2 separate regions of the Homo sapiens genome follow, and region 1 is linked to region 2. Evidence: read pairs that join two places in POLR2A ChIA-PET (ENCODE). Cell type or tissue: GM12878. All regions are shown on one strand.

What was found. Peaks named below come from ENCODE experiments on the same cell type or tissue, not always from the same donor. Only the 100,000 strongest peaks of a DNase experiment are listed, where the experiment ranks them.
Region 1: POLR2A ChIA-PET joins it to region 2 with 7 read pairs; 2 of 35 experiments call an interaction of 5 or more read pairs at or near these places.

What each region holds. Positions count from the first base shown.
Region 1 is chr10:72,160,766-72,164,765 of GRCh38, reverse strand. ASCC1 (activating signal cointegrator 1 complex subunit 1) reads left to right here. Exons shown (of 10, transcript NM_001198800.3): 6 at 3,092-3,228. Among named protein-coding and RNA genes, the nearest start is that of ANAPC16, 53 kb to the left of the region's middle. In GM12878, no CTCF peak of the experiment used is centred here; DNase peaks (open chromatin) are centred at 70 and 1,635; H3K27ac peaks cover 1,807 bases.
Region 2 is chr10:72,944,677-72,948,676 of GRCh38, reverse strand. All of the region lies in intron 1 of PLA2G12B (phospholipase A2 group XIIB), which reads left to right. It overlaps LOC124902451 (a long non-coding RNA gene), which reads right to left. Exons shown (of 3, transcript XR_007062191.1): 2 at 3,093-3,331; 3 at 2,969-3,008. Among named protein-coding and RNA genes, the nearest start is that of PLA2G12B, 8.1 kb to the left of the region's middle. In GM12878, no CTCF peak of the experiment used is centred here; no DNase peak of the experiment used is centred here.

The DNA.
Region 1 (4,000 bases), 780 kb after region 2:
GAGCCTTCATACATTGCTGCTGGGAATGTTTGTTAGTTCAGCCAATGTAGAGAATGGTTTGGTGGTTTCTCAAAAGTTAAACATAGAATTGCCATGTGACCCAGCAGTTCTCCTCCTGGGTATATACCCTAAATAACTGAAAACATATGTTAACACAGAAATTTGTACACAAATGTTTATAGCAGCATTATTCCTAATAGCAAAGGTGCAAAAAACCCAAATCTTCAATAGATGAATTAATAAACACATTTTGATACATACATACACTAAAATATTATTTAACTCTAAAAAGGAGTGAAGGAGTGATAATGCTACAGCTTGGATGAACCTTGAAAACATCATGGTAAATGAAAGAAGCTGGTCACAGAGGTCTTATATTGTATGATCCTTTCTATATAATATATCCAGAATAGATAAATCCAAAGAGACAAAAAGCAAACTAGAGGTCACTAGGGGATGGGGCATGGAGAAAGAGGAGTGATTATTTATTTAAATGGGTATGAGGGCTGGTCATGGTGGCTCATGCATGTAATCCCAGCACTTTGGGAGGCTGAGATGGGCGGATCACCTGAGGTCAGGAATTGGAGATCAGCCTGTCCAACATGGTAAAAACCCTGTCTACAAAAAATCAAAAAATTAGCCAGGAGTGGTGGCAGGCACCTGTAATCCCAGCTACTCAGGAGGCTGAGGCAGGAGAATTGCTTGAACCCGGGAGGCAAAAGTTGTAGCGAGCCAAGATCGCATCATTGCACTCTAGCCTGGATGACAGAGCAAGACTCCATCACAAAAAATAAAAATAAATATAAAGTAAATAAATAAATGGATATGGAATGCTTTTATCAGATGATAAAGTTTTGCTACTAAAGAATGCTGGTGGTTGCACAACATTGAATACACTAAATATAAATACTGCTGTATTGTACACTTTAAAATGGTTAATTTTATATTATGTGAATTTCACCTCAATTTTAGGGATTCATGAGGTATATTTACTTTTTGTGCTTCCCAGAGCCAAAATTTTTTTTTGGAGACAGAGTGAGTCTCACTCTGTCTCCTAGGCTGGAGTGCAGTGGTGCGATCTCGGCTCACTGCAACCTTTTCCTCCCAGGTTCAAGCAATTCTCCTGCCTCAGCCTCCGTAGTAGCTGGGATTACAGGCACACACCACCACACCCGGCTAATTTTTGTATTTTTAGTAGAGACAGGGTTTTGCCATGTTGGTCAGTCTGGTCTCGAACTCCTGACCTCAGGTGATCTGCCTGCCTCGGCCTCCCAAAGTGCTGGGATTACAGGCATGAGCCACCGCGGCCAGCCAGAATTTCATTCCTTTTTGAGGCTGAATAATATTCCACTGTGTGTATATACTACGGTTTGTTTATCCATTCATCTGTTGATATACATTTGGGTTATTTCCATCTTTTGGCTGTTGTGAGTAGTGCTTCTGGAAACATGCATGTACATGTATTTGAGTCCCTTTTTCAGTTCTCTTGGGCATATACCTAGGAGTAGAATTGCTGGGTCATGTGGTAATTCTATGTTTAACTTTTTGAGGAACTGCCAAACTCTTTTTCACAGAGGCTGAGTCATTTTACCTTCCTAGCAACAATGTATGAGGGTTCCAATTTCTACACATCCTCGCCAGCACTTGTCATTTTCCATTATTTTGATTTTTAGTGGGTGTGAAATGGTACCTCATAGTGGTTTTGATTTGCATTTCCCTAAGTGACTAATGATGTTCATGTGCTTGTTAGCCAGTTCTGCTTGTTAGCCATTTGTATTTCTGCCTTGGAGAAAAGTCTATTCCAGTCCTTTTCCTTTTTTTTTGAGACAGAGTCTCACTTTGTCACCCAGGCTGGAGTGCAATGGCGTGATCTTGGCTCACTGCAACCTCTGCCTCCCAGGTTTAAGCGATTCTCCTGTGTCAGCCTCCCGAGTATGTGGGATTACAGGCGCCTGCCACCACACCCAGCTAATTTTTGTATTTTTGGTAGAGATGGGGTTTCACCATGTTGGTCAGGCTGGTCTTGAACTCCTGATCTCAAGTGATCCACCCGCCTCAGCCTCCCAAAATGTTGGGATTACAGGCGTGAGCCACTGTGCCTGGTCCCTTTTCCCATTTTAAAATTGGGTTCTACTGGGTTCTGTGGCTCACACCCATAATCCCAGCTATGCAGGAGGCTGAGGCAGGAGGATCGCTTGAGCCCAGGAGTTTGAGGTTACAGTGAGCTGTGACTGCACCACTGCAGTCCAGCCTGGGTGACAGCAAGACCCAGTCTCTTAAAAAATAAAAAAATTGGGCCAGGCGCGGTGGCTCACTCTTGTAATCCCAACACTTTGGGAGGCTGAGGCGGGCGGATCATGAGGTCAGGAGATTGAGACCATCCTGGCTAAAATGGTGAACCCTGTTCTCTACTAAAAATACAAAAAAATTAGCCGGGCGTGGTGGCGGGCGCCTGTAGTCCCAGCTACTTGGGAGGCGGAGGCAGGAGAATGGCATGAACTCAGGAGGCAGAGCTTGCAGTGAGCCAAGATCACGCCATTGCCCTCCAGCCTGGGCAACAGAGCGAGATTCTGTCTCAAAAATAAATAAATAATTAAAAAATAAAAATATTAGATTTCTTTTCGTTGTTGAATTGGAAGAGTTCTTTATATATTCCGGATACTAGACCCTTATCAGGTAAATTACTTGCAAATATTTCTGCCATTCTGTAGGCTTCTTTTCACTTTCCTGATAGTGTTCTTTGATGCACAAAAGTTTTTTAATTTGGTGAAATCCAGTTTATTTTTTTCTTTTGTCGTCCATGTTTTTGGTGTCATATCTGAGAATCCATTGCTGAATTCCAGGTCATGATCTATTTTGTTAATTTTTTTATATGGTAGGAGGTAGTAGTCTATCTTTATTCTTTTGCATGTGGGTATTCTATTGTTCTAGCATCATTTATTGAGGAGACTTTCTCTATTGAATGGTCTTGGCACCTTGTGGAAAATCACTTGGCTGTAGGTGTGTGGGTTTATTTTTGGGGACTCAATTTTATTCTTGCCATTTGCCTTTGTATGGGCTGAGTTTCTTGTTTTTCTCTCTTTGATAACAGGATCATGGGGTTGACAGCAGCATTTTCCAGAATCCTAAAAAGCTTCATCTAACTATTGGGATGTTGGTGCTTTTGAGTGAGGAAGAGATCCAGCAGACATGTGAGATGCTACAGCAGTGTAAAGAGGAATTCATTAAGTGAGTAATTCTCAGGGATGGGGGTTGGGTGGTCTACCTGGGCTGGCTTCTTTTTGGTATTACAGACTTGTTTTTGAACCAGAGGGTGTATAACATGGGAAGGACTCATGTGATTTGATGGAGCCCACTCAGGCAATACAGGCTAACCTCTCATACCAGATTCCATAACCTTAATCACATCTACAAAAATCTCTTTGCCATGTAAGATAGAATATAAATTCTAGAGAGTGGGACATTAACATCTTTGGGGGTCATTATTCTGTCTATTACAGTAACTCAAACATTATAACACGATTCTCTAGGAGAGTCTTCATTATATTTTAGAAACACTGTGTTTCTTTTTTTTTTTTTTTCCTGTCGCCCAGGCTGGAGTGCAAACATTATAACACGATTCTCTAGGGAAGTCTTCATTATATTTTAGAAATACTGACTTACTTTCTTTTTTTTTGTTTTTTGAGATGGAATCTTGCTCTGTCGCCCAGGCTGGAGTGCAGTGGCGCAATCTCGGCTCACTGCAAGCTCTGCCTGCTGGGTTCTCGCCATTCTCCTGCCTCAGCCTCCTGAGTAGCTGGGACTACAGGCGCCCGCCACCGCGTCCGGCTAATTTTTTGTATTTTTAGTAGAGACGGGGTTTCACCATTTTAGCCAGGATGGTCTTGATCTCTTGACCTTGTGATCCGCCCGCCTTGGCCTCCCAAAGTGCTGGGATTACAGGCGTGAGCAACCAAGCCCGGCCTCTTTTTTTTTTTTTTTTTTAATACAAATAATTTTA
Region 2 (4,000 bases):
GTGGCTGTGTTCCAATAAAACTTTTTTTATGAACACTAAAATTTGAATTTGAACAGGATCAAGTTGTCGGCCTCTCACTCCTATAAACAGCTCCAGCCAGAAAATAAAACATGTGTGGATATGATACATTATTAATGCCTAGACTTAAAACATCAACCATAAGCTACTGAAACAATAATTTGAGGATATGGTATCCTTGAATGATTTCTGTTTCTGCCTAGACTGAAACCATTACCTTTTGTCTTAGAACTTATATTTTCAGCTTCGTTTCTAAATAGAATTTCTGCAGTTAACATAAAACATTAAATAAAATAAAAATAACCATCATCAGCTGCAGGCCGGATAGGAATTCCATTCCGGTATCTTTCAAACTAGAATAGCAGAGTTTTATCTTCTGTGAGTTATCAAGGGCAAAAAGGCAGAGGGTAACCCAAGAAACCGAGCCAAGTCTGTGGCAAATGCCCTTTTCAGCAAAATTATTAAAAAGATGTTTCACTCTCTGGCTGGGCAAGGTGGCTCACACCTGTAACCCCAGCACTTTGGGAGGCCAAGGAGGGCAGCTCACTTGAGGTCAGGCGTTTGAGACCAGCCTGAACAACATGGTGAAACCCCGTCTCTACTAAAAACACAAAAAATTAGCCGGGCGTGGTGGCAGGCGCCTGTAATACCAGCTACTCAGGAGGCTGAGGCAGGAGAATGGCTTGAACACAGGAGGCGGAGGTTGTAGTGAGCTGAAACGCTATCTTGAGTGTGGGGCTACCATGATGAGACTAGTGTCCTCGTAAGAAGAGAAAGAGAAAGAAGAGAAGACAAGGCCGTCTGCAAGCCAGGAAGAAGGCCCTCACCAGACACAGAATGCACTGGCACCCTGATCTTGGAATTCCCAGCCTTCAGCACCGTGAGGAATAAATTTCTGCCGTGTAAGCCATCCAGTCTATGTTATTTTTGTTATAGCATCCAAACTGCCTGAGACAGGGAATGACTGCTGAATGGGCACAAGGTCTACCTTGGGGGTGATGAAAATGTTTTTGAGCTAGATAAAAGTGATGGTTGTACAACATTGTGAATGTATTTAATTGCATACTTTAAGGTGGTTAATTTTATGTTATCTGAATTTCACCTCAATAAGAAAAAGAAGGCTGGGTGCTGTGGCTCATGCCTATAATCTCAGCCCTTTGGGAGGCCGAGATGGATGGATAGCTTCAGTCTGGGAATTCAAGACTAGCTTGGGCAACATAGCCAAACCCCATCTCCACAAAAAAATACAAAAATTAGTCAGGTGCAGTGACAGCACTTGTAGTCCCAGCTACTAGGGAGGCTGAGGTGGGAGGCTTGCTTGGGCCTGGAGATCGAGGCTACAGTGTGCCAAGATCACAACACTGCATTCCTGCCTGGGTGACAGAGTGAGAGACCCTGTCTCAAAAAATAAAATAAAATAAGAAAATGAAAAGAAGCAGGGCACAGTGGCTCATGCCTGTAATTCTAGCAGCTCATTAAGCTGAGGTTGGAGAGCTGCTTGAGCCTAGGAGTTTAAGACCAGCCTGGGCAACATAGCAAGACCCCATCTCTATCAAAAAATTTACAAGTTAGCCATGCATGATGGCATGCACCTGCAGTCATAGCTAGTTGGACAGCTGAGATAGGAGGATCACTTGAACCTGGGAGTTTGAAGCTGCAGTGAGCTATGATTGTGCCACTGCACTGCACTCCAACCTGGGTGACAGAGTGAGACCCCATCTCTTAAAAAAAAAAAAGAAGATGAAAACAAATAAATAGTTACACCATCAAAAACGTGAAAAGACAACCCACAGAATGGCACAAAATATTTGCAGAATTGACAAGGCTTCCAAAATATATAAAGAACACTTACAACTCAACAGTAAAAAGATAAATAACTCAGTTATAGAGTGGGTAGAGGATTTAAGTAGACATTTTCCAAAAGAATTTATATGAATGGTAAATAACCACATAAAAAGATGCTCAACATAATCATTATAGAAATGCAAGTCAAAACTACTGTGAAACACCACCTCACTCCCACTAGGATGGCTACAATAAAAAAGACAGACAATAGCAAGTGTTAGTGAGGATGTGGAGAAATGGGAACCCTCACGCATTGCTGCTGGGAATGTGGTGCAGCCACTTTGGAAAACAGTGTGGCAATTCCTTAAAATGTTCAACAGGGTTACCATATGACCCAGCAATCCTATTCTTATGGAGAAATGAAACACATGTTCACACAAAAACCCGTCTACAAATATTAGTAGCAGTATTATTCATGATAGCTAAAAGGTGAAAACAACCCAAATGTCTATTAACCGATGAATGGGTAAAAAAATGTGGTATGTCTATACAATGGAAGGTTTTTCTGGCAATAAAAAGAACTTAAGTACTGATACATACTACAACATGTATGAAACCAGAAAACATTTTGCTAAGAGAAAGAAGCCAGACACAAAAGGCCACATATTGTATGATTTAATTCATATGAAGGAGTTGCCTAGGGCTGGGGGTAGGGAGATGGGAGAGGTGGTTAATGGGTACAGGGTTTCTTTTTGAGATTATAATGTTCCAAAATTAGATTATGGTGTTGACTGGACAACTCTGTGGATATGCCAAAACCATTGAATCGTACACATTAAATGAGTGAATGTATATGATATATGAATTATAGCTCAATAAAGCTGTCATAGAAAAAATATAACAAAGAGATTAAAATCATAATGGCAGGCCAGGAAAGGTGGCTCACGCCTGTAATCCCAGCACTTTGGGAAGCCAAGGTGGGTGGATCACTTGAGGCCAGGAGTTCGAGACCAGCCTGGCCAACATGGTGAAACCCCATCTCTACTAAAAATACAAAGATTAGCTGGGTGTGGTGGTGCGTGCCTGTAACCCCAGTTACTCAGGAGGCTGATGCAGGAGAATCACTTGAACTTGGGAGGCAGAGATTGCGGTGAGCCAAGATCGCACCACTGCACTCCAGCCTGGGCAACAGAGCGAGATTCCATCTGAAAAAAAAAAAACATCATAATGGCAACTGCAACAGTTATATATTATTGAGCAAAAAGGTACCTCGAAACTCAGCAGCTTACAATAGCAAAGATTATATCACACACTTGCTGAGGGTCAGGGATCCTGGAGTGGCTTTGCTGGGCGATTCTGGCTCAGTTTCTCATAAAGTTGAGGTCATGCTGCCCAGCTGATGCTGCCATCTCTGGAGATTCAGCTGGGGCTGGAGGATCTCTTGTTAAATTCATGTGGCTATTGGCAGGAGGTTTTAGTTCTTTGCCGCATGGGTCTTTCTATGGGACTGTTCATGACATAACTTCCCCTAGAGTGAACGGTGAGAGAGAGGGAGAGTAAGAGAGCCCAAGACAGAAATCATGGTCTTTTATAGCTTAATCTTAGGAGGAACACACCTCCACTTCTGCAGTATTCTCTGGGTCACACAGACCACTCCTGGGACTATATACAAGGAGGTGAATACCAGGAGGTGGGGATCATTGGAAGTCATCTTGGACCACAATCTTATAACCACATGTATCACAGCAACAAATACCCAAACTGTGGCAGAAACTGCTTAGTGTCCCCTAATATCCATTCTTCCCCTTTTCTACAGTATAAAGCCCCTCCTTCCACGTTTTAGCTGGGCTCATGGCTGCCCACTTCATTTCCTAGCCCACCTTGGCAACCAGATTTTGCCATTTGATTAAGGTCTGGCCAGAGGGAAGTATGAGGAAGTGACGTGTATAACATTCTGGAGTGTGTTTACTGAAGAGAGGGGCTGGACCCTTCCAACTCCTGCCATCCTGCTACAGGTAATATGGATGTGTTGGCTGAAATGCCATCTTAGACCATGAGAGCCAGGGCTACACTCCAGGGCTGGTAGAGCAGAAAGCTAGAAGCAGCCTGGGTTCCAGGAAAGTGCAGATTTACTATACCAGAGGCATGAGTCTTAGCTCTGGATTTTTATGAGATATTCTATCTTGTTTAAGGATCT